Linked DNA regions of Homo sapiens: region 1 is linked to region 2. A link is an interaction called in ENCODE POLR2A ChIA-PET data of the cell type or tissue named here. Cell type or tissue: A673. All regions are shown on one strand.

Region 1 (4,000 bases), 530 kb before region 2:
AGAGGGGGTGGGGTCTGCAGCATGGGGACGGGGTTCAGAGCCACGAGATGGGTGGAAATCTGAGGGGCTTTGTGGGGATGGAAAAGAATATATTCAAGAGCTGAGCAAGGGCAGCCACTGGAGGACAGCGATGAGCAGGAAGAAGCCCAGGAGACTGAGAAGGAGTGGCTGGAGGGATGAGAGGGGAGCGTGGAGTCCTGGGAGCTGGGGAAGCCGCAGGCAGCACCTCTGTCACCCCGATACGATGGGCACCGCTGGACCTAGCAACGAAGAGGTCACCGCAACCTTGGCAAGTGCAGTTTCCACGGAGTGGTGAGGGCAGAGGCTGATTGGAGTTGGTTTATAAGCCGGAAGAAGAAGAGGAATCGCAGATAAGTGAAGGAAAACTTTTTGAGGAATTTTCTCAAATGGAAGGCAAGAAACAGTGGAGAAGAAAGTGGGTCTAAGAAACTGCTTTTTTAGGCCGAGTGAGGTGGCTCACATCTGTAATCCCAGCATTTAGGGAGGCCGAGGCGGGCGGATCACTTGAGGCCGGGAGTTGGAGACCAGCCTGGCCAACATGGTGAAACTCCGTCTCTACTAAAAATACAAAACTTAGCCAGGCATGGTGGTGCACGTCTGTAATCCCAGCTATTTGGGAGGCTGGGGCATGAGAATCGCTTGAACCCAGGAGGCGGAGGTTGCAGTGAGCTGAGATTGTGCCACTGTACTCCAGCCTGGGTGACAGAGTGAGACTCTGTCTCAAAAAAAGAAAAAAGAAACTGTGTTTTTTGTTTTCTTTGGAGATGAGAGAAATAATAACTTATTGGGTGCAGCTGGCAGTGCGTCCTGAAGAAGGAGGAATGGGCTTGGGATGCCCTTGAGTGGGTGTGGGGCTGGGGACAGCCATGTGACCATGGACACTGTGGGGCCGGTTCACTGGGTAGCCACAGGAGGGAAGGCAGGTGGCTTTGAGCACAGATCGTGTCGCTGTGTGTGGAAGGTGGCTTCTGATTGCTTGTGTTTTCTCAGGGGTCTGGGAAGCAGCAGTGGCAGCTGAGGGTGGGGTGGGAAGGGAGGAGCAGCGAGGTGTCCCCTGAACCTGGGAGAGAGGATGCCGTAGAGCAGGTGCCCATAGACTCTTTCTGTAAAGGACCAGATAGTAAATAATTTAGGCTTTGCCAGCCAGCCAGTCTCTGTTGCAGCTCCTCAGCCCTGCCCTTGGAGCCCAGAAGCAGCCTGAGAGGATTCGTAAACAGGCATGGAGGTGTTCTAATGAAACTTTATTTACAAAAATAGGCAGCAGGCTGGCTCTGGCCTGCTTAGACTCCTGGCCCTCAACCTCGCCTCTAGGCCAGGGGTCTTCAAAGCATGGTCCCTGGGCCTGCAGCATCAGCGTTACCTGGAACTTGTGGGAAATGCAGATTCTTGGACCCCCACCCTATGTTCATGGAGCCAGTGACTCAGTCCCTGCACTGTTTTCCAACCCAAGTTGAGTTTGTGATTCCGGAATTCTGGAAGTTAGCTCAGCACCTAGACCCAAGAGAGAGTGAAGTGTGGGGTGGGCTACATGCCCTGTTAAAGGCACAGGCATCCCAGCCCCCATCCCCTTCTGCAAGGCTGTGTGAGGACATCCTGCCTCCCGTGGGCCGTGTTTGCTTATGCAGCATCCATGGGAGGGCTCCCTGGGGACGGGCTGTGGTGATGACTCTGCTCTCAGCAGAACCCTCCACTCTGAAGCCCTGGTTTCCTGTCCACGTCCCTCAGCTACTCAGGGGAGCCTGGGGGCAGGAACTCCATTGCTTGTAGGGGAGCCTCCCACAGCAGCAGGGCTCAGCCAGTGTTCCATGCAAGAAGAAATGCACTGTCCTCCGATCGAAAGCACAGCATCTTTAGGAGTTTAACGACAGTTTTTTAACGACTTTAGTGAGATGATTTGATTTCCTGCCTCTGAGTCATCTAAGAGCAAAATGCGTGAGCTGCTAATGGGCTCAAAGAGAGGCTGCCTTTGAGGCCCCTCCAGCCCCCCAGTGCTGCAGGGATTCAATCACCCCAAAGCCAGGTAACCAGCCTTGGCCTCCCAAAGTTCTGGGATTACAGGCATGATCCATCGTGCCTGGCCTGAATGAGGGTCTTTTTTTTTTTTTTTTTTTTGAGGCGGGGTCTCGCTCTGTCACCCAGGCTGGAGTGCAGTGGCGCGAACTCGGCTCACTGCAAGCTCCGTCTCCCGGGTTCACGCCATTCTCCTGCCTCACCCTCCCAAGTAGCTGGGACTACAGGCGCCCGCCATCACACCCAGCTAATTTTTTTTGTATTTTTTAGTAGAGACGGGGTTTCACTGTGTTAGCCAGGATGGTCTCGATCTCCTGACCTCGTGATCCACCCACCTCAGCCTCCCAAAGTTCTGGGATTACAGGTGTGATCCACCATGCCTGGCCCAAATGAGGGTCTTTAAGAATAAAACTCCAGGGGATCGTCACCAAGCCCCACCACTTCCTCTGAGGTTAGCATAGTGCTGGATCTTCTCTGCATCTTCTGTCCTTGTTTTTGGTTTTCATTTTGGTTTACTTGAAACAGGATCTTGCTCCATCACCCAGGCTGGAGTGCAGTGACACGATCATAGCACTCTGCAGCCTCAATCTCCCAGGCTCAAGCAATCCTCCCACCTCAGCCTCCCGAGTAGCTGGGATTACAGACATGCATCACCACGCCCAGCTAATTTTTTTATTTTTTAATTTTTTTGTAGAGACTGGGTCTCTACAAAACAAATGTCTCTGTGTTGCCCAGGCTGGTCTCAAACTCCTGTGCTCAAGCAATCCTCCTGCCTCGGCCTCCCGAAGTGCTGGTATTCCAGGCTGGTCCCATTTTACCAGCAGGTCTACACATGTGCTCACATCGCTCACTCAGAGGAGACCTCCGTTATTAGGGGGACCTAGACCTGTGCTGCCTTGACCCCAGGGACAGAGGTTGTTTGGGAATCCCCTCCCTTACTTTGATTTCTTCCGAGGAAGCCGGCTTCCTGGTGACGGGAGGTCACTGTTCTGGGGAAAAAGAGTGGGAAAAACAAAGCCAATCAGCCACTTGGCTAAGTGTCAGGTTTCCCAACAACTTCATGGGTTGCTGTGGATGGGCGGGGCTGTTTTGAGCCCAGACCATCCCTTTGCCTGTGGGTGTGGGACCACGTGATTTTGGATCAGGGGTCATTTGTCCTTCCAGAAGCCAAGCCCTGTTCCAGGCATGGGGGTGCAGCAGTGAGTGAGACCCACAGAACCACTGCCCTCCTGGAACACACCCCCCCCAGAGAGGGAACTGGGGCACCACAGACCCGTGTGCAGGCAGCAAGGGCGTGGTGTCGGCCGGGGAGCAGCAGGGACCCCTGAGCCCCACAGTCGGGGCTCATGGCGCTGAGAAGCACTGCAGCAAGGGCGCAGCCAGTAGGAGAGGAGCCGCAAGCGCAAGCATCCGCAGACAGTGTGAGCTCAGCGTGCTGGGAAGGCGGGGGCCTGGGTCAAGGGCCAGGCGGCAGAGCATAGGGGCCTGAGGGGGCAGTGCCTAGGAGTGGGAGGAAAGAGCATGGGACCAGATTCACTTTGGAAATAGAAGCCCCCAACCAGCAGCCAGCCAGGTGGAGGAAGGCGTGCAGAGCTGAGAGGGTTCAGGAGGCGGTGGGGGGAGCCACTGGGAGGGGACCCAGGGGTTCAGGTGAAAGACAGCAGTGGCTCAGCCCAAGGGTGGCAGCCAGAGATGTGGGTGGACGGCTGGATATTGGCAGCCATACTCATTATCAATGCTGCTGTAACAGCTCATCACAAACCCTGCAGCTTCCAACTGCCCAGAGTGAGATCTCCTGGTTCTTGTGGGTCAGGCATTGGGGCAGAGCAGGGCTGGGTCTGCTGTTTTGGGACCCCTGAGCTGCAGTCGAGGTTCTTGCCGGGACTGGGCTCACCTTGGAAACCTCTGGTAGGAAAGGATCCACTTCCAGGCTCCCTCGTTCGTTTGAAGGACTCCTTTCTTTGGGCTG
Region 2 (4,000 bases):
GTATAGAAACAGCACTCTTCTCCTAAGAAGATGCGCAGTCCACCTTTTTCGGCAGTGAGGAGATCTAAACCTCAACAGTTTTGAAGTGACGCTACTGCTAAAGAGTCTATCTGGGGCCGGGCACGGTAGCTCATGCCTGTGATCCCAGCACTTTGGGAGGCAGAGGCGGGCTGATCATGAGGTCAGGAGATCAAGACCATCCTGGCTAATATGGTGAAGCCCCATGTCTACTAAAAATACAAAAAAATTAGCTGGACATGGTGGTGGGCGGTGCCTGTGGTCCCAGCTACTTGGGAGGCTGAGGCAGGAGAATAGCCTGAATCTGGGAGGCGGAGCTTGCAGGGAGCCCAGCTCGCGCCACCGCACTCCAGCTTGGGCAACAGAACGAGTTTCCGTCTCAAAAAAAAAAAAAAAGTCTATTTGGGATTGGAGAGTAAGGATGGATTCAGCTGTCTTACAGGCTGTCCAAGAGATCTTTTGAGAGACCGTGATAGTAGGACAGAGAGGTGGACAAGGGTTGGGGTGATCAGGCCCAACACCAGGCCGTGGGGGCTACGAGGTCCAGTGGAGTTGAAGGAATAAGAAAAGACAAAAGAGAAAGTGGGACCAGGGGGCCAACTGTAGTATGGAGGCTGTGAAGGCCCCCAGCTCTGGGAGCCCACATTATTTATTGGTGATCAAACAAAGAAACAGGTGGTGAGGATGTGGGGGTTGAAAGGAAGCACTGTATCAAGTGACTGAGCTGCAGCTGTGCCGGTTTAGCATTTTCTTTGAAACATATGGCTACTTGAGATAATGGGAGTGCTAGAAGCAAGGAGCCAGCAAGTCTAGACACACTCCAAAGGCCAGGAGGGTTTTTTTGTTTGTTTTTGAGACGGAGTCTCACTCTGTTGCCCAGGCTAGAGTGTAATGCCGAGATCCCGGCTCACTGCAAGCTCTGCCTCCCAGGTTCACATCATTCTCCTGCCTCAGCCTCCCAAGTAGCTGGGACTACAGGCGACCGCCACCACGCCAGGCTAATTTTTTGTATTTTTAGTAGAGATGGGGTTTCACCATGTTAGCCAGGATGGTCTCAATCTCCCAACCTAGTGATCCACTCGCCTCGGCCTCCCAAAGTGCTGGGATTACAGGCATGAGCCACCGCGCCTGCCCAGGCCACGGGGGTTTTAGACCCTGGACCCTGGGCATGTTCCAAGACTCTTTTACATTATGTCAGACATGCAAACCCTGCCTCAGCTCCTCTCCCAACACTCAGCTTTTCTCCCAACAGACAAGCCTGCTATCCTTGTTCCTGTTGCGGTGGTAATTCCTAGTCCTATAAGCAGGGGTGTTAGCTGTACGGCTCTGCGTTGACGGACTTGAGCTTTAATAGGGATTGGTAAACTCTGATTTCCAGGGGCAATGTCAATTTTGGGGCTTAAGAAGACTAGGGTGCAGGTGCCAGTCCAATTGGTAGGGAAGCAGACATAGGTTGAGGTTCCACACAAGAAAAATGTACCTTGGCTGGGCAGAGAGAACTGGTTATGTATATTGAAAAAGCACGTGAGTTTATTGTTTTCATCCTCCCACCTGCCTAGGGTGCTTGCTAAGGCGGCTCCAGTGAGTGGCTGAAAAGGAGTTGCAGGGATAATTGGAGAGGCTCCTCGTGTTTTATTCTCCCACTGGAGCAAGAATCGTTTTGTGTCTACCAGGAGCCATTTGGAAGAGTAATTGAAAGAGGGTATAAGGAGGCATTTGGCAGGGAGGGGAGCTGTGCTGCAAGAGGCCCATGGGTGAATGGCCATACAGCCTGTATGTCTGCCATTACAAAATCTTGATTGTTTAGTAAAGAGCTGGTGGTGACTTTTAGGGGTCCTGAAAAGTGGATGAGTTGTTTAAATTGGGCCGTTTGGGTGACCTTAAAATTTTGGTGGTCATTTGGGGCTTGAAGCTGTAAGGTATGGTTACATTGATGGGACAGTAGGTGACCTAAAGTCAGACCTGAGGGCAGGTTGCATTGGATACACACAGGGGCTTGGAAAGTCAGACCGGTGCCGGCGGCCACAGGGCCGTGAATGGGCTTGTCATTACTTGTATATTGGGTAAGGCTGGAGATATAGGAGCGTAAAAGTTGTACTATGCGCCGTGTCAGAGTGTTTTCTGTCGTATCTATGATAGAAAATTTAGCCAATGACTGCATGTCTAAAAGTTGTAAGGGGCTTTTTCCTTCATAACGGGGGTGACAGTTTAACTTAGTAAGAACTCAGTCTTTTGAGGGAATGGGGGTGGCAACATAGGTGGTAGTTGATAGGGAGATAAAGAGCCAGCAGTCTTCTGCTAGGATGGGGTTGGGCTGGTTTAGTGGGGAGGGAGTTAAGCTAAGGGTCTTGTAGAGGTAGCTGGGTACTATTGGAAAGGGGAGGTGTGGCTACGTGGGGCAGCCAAGGGATTAGGAGCGGTAGATAGGCAAAGAGTAAGTAGGAAAGTAAATAAGTGTGTTTCATCTGGGGAAAAGTCACACAGGGTGCCTTGAAAGGGGAGGTCATCTATCCACTCTAAAAGAGAGTCGAGAGTGGGAATTTGGGGCTGAAACCAGGAGATGTCTTGGCAAACGGAGAGGATGAAGAGGGTGAAGTGGCAAGGTAGGCAGGAACAGGGCATTTGAGAGAAATCAGGAATGTACTTGGGATTGTCAGGAGGAGAAGGAGGAGTCTGGGTATTGTTTAAGGGTCTCCTTTAGGGACGGGCATGAGGCAGAGTTTAGTTGGGCCAAGGAGGGAACTGGAGAATCGGCGGAAGGCGGCGGGTGGGTCACTTGTAGGCAGACTAGTCGTAGGAGCCCTTTTTAATCTAGAAAGTTGGTACCAAGAAGCATGTCCTGAGAGTTTGGCTGCGGTGGGGATTGTGAGGATGACTTGGAAAGGGCCTTCCCACTTAGACCTGGGGCTGGTTGGGTTAAGAGTTTTTAAGAAGACATGTTCTCCTAGAAGGAGAGTCTGGTCGTGGAGGCTTCATGGGGTTTTGGGAGGGCCTGGTCGGCTTGTTCGTGGAGAAGATGGTGGATGAGAGAGAGTGTTGGGAGGTATTCTCCTAGCTGAGAGTTAGAAGGGGGCCTGTTTTGTAAGAGGAAAGGGCGTCCATACGTTAACTCAAATGGACTGAGGAAGGAGGGTGCTTTTGGGCTGGCTCTGGTGCGGGCTAGGGCTATGGGCAGAAGGGAGGTCCAGGGTTTCTGGACTTCAAGAGTGAGTTTGGTTAACTGAGTTTTAAGGATGCCATTTGCCCTTTCAACTTTTCCTGATGACTGGGTTCAGTATGGGATATGGAGGCGCCACTGGACGCTGAGGGACTGATAAACCTGTTGGGTGATTTGGGAGATGAAGCTAGGGCCATTGTCTGATTGTATGGAGCAAGGGAGATCAAATCTAGGGATGATATCTGCTATAAGAATTTGGGCGACTACTGCGGCCTTTTCTGAAGAGGTCAGAAATGCTTCTACCCGCTCAGAGAAGGTGTCTATAAGAGTAAGAAGAAATTTTGTCCTCTTGACGGGAGGCAAGTGGGTGAAGTCTACCTGCCAGTCCTCCCCTGGGAGTGTTCCTCTGAGCTGATGTGTAGGGATGGGGGGAGCGGAGCGCCGCTTGGGAGGAAGTAACAGAATATACGACAGTTGGAGGTTATGTCTCTTAGTGCGGTGAATAGGTGGGGGGAGGAGAAATAAGGGTGAAGGAGTAGGTACAGGGGGCACGCACCGATATGGAAGGATTAGTGAGGAGATGTTAGAATTTCTATGAATAACTTCAGGATTGAGGAGAGGTTCATGGGAGATATTAGGGAAATTAGACTGCAGGTGATTAAGCATCTCAGTACGGGAGTGGGTGGGAGGAGAGGAAGATACTGCAATTAGAGATGCAGGGTTAAGGGGAGCACTTTTGGAGAGACAGAACTCAGGGTTTTCAAGAAAGAGAGCATGAAGTGGTTGGATGCGGGATGGAGAAAGGGCACTTAGTGCTCGGGAGGA

What was found. Peaks named below come from ENCODE experiments on the same cell type or tissue, not always from the same donor. Only the 100,000 strongest peaks of a DNase experiment are listed, where the experiment ranks them.
Region 1: POLR2A ChIA-PET joins it to region 2 with 6 read pairs; 2 of 35 experiments call an interaction of 5 or more read pairs at or near these places.

Annotation. Positions count from the first base shown.
Region 1 is chr1:6,035,760-6,039,759 of GRCh38, forward strand. It overlaps a transcript of KCNAB2 not described here. Among named protein-coding and RNA genes, the nearest start is that of KCNAB2, 8.1 kb to the right of the region's middle. In A673, CTCF peaks have their summits at 115 (motif pointing right) and 325; a DNase peak (open chromatin) is centred at 1,742.
Region 2 is chr1:6,561,316-6,565,315 of GRCh38, forward strand. All of the region lies in intron 1 of TAS1R1 (taste 1 receptor member 1), which reads left to right. Among named protein-coding and RNA genes, the nearest start is that of TAS1R1, 8.0 kb to the left of the region's middle. In A673, no CTCF peak of the experiment used is centred here; no DNase peak of the experiment used is centred here; H3K27me3 peaks cover 2,172 bases.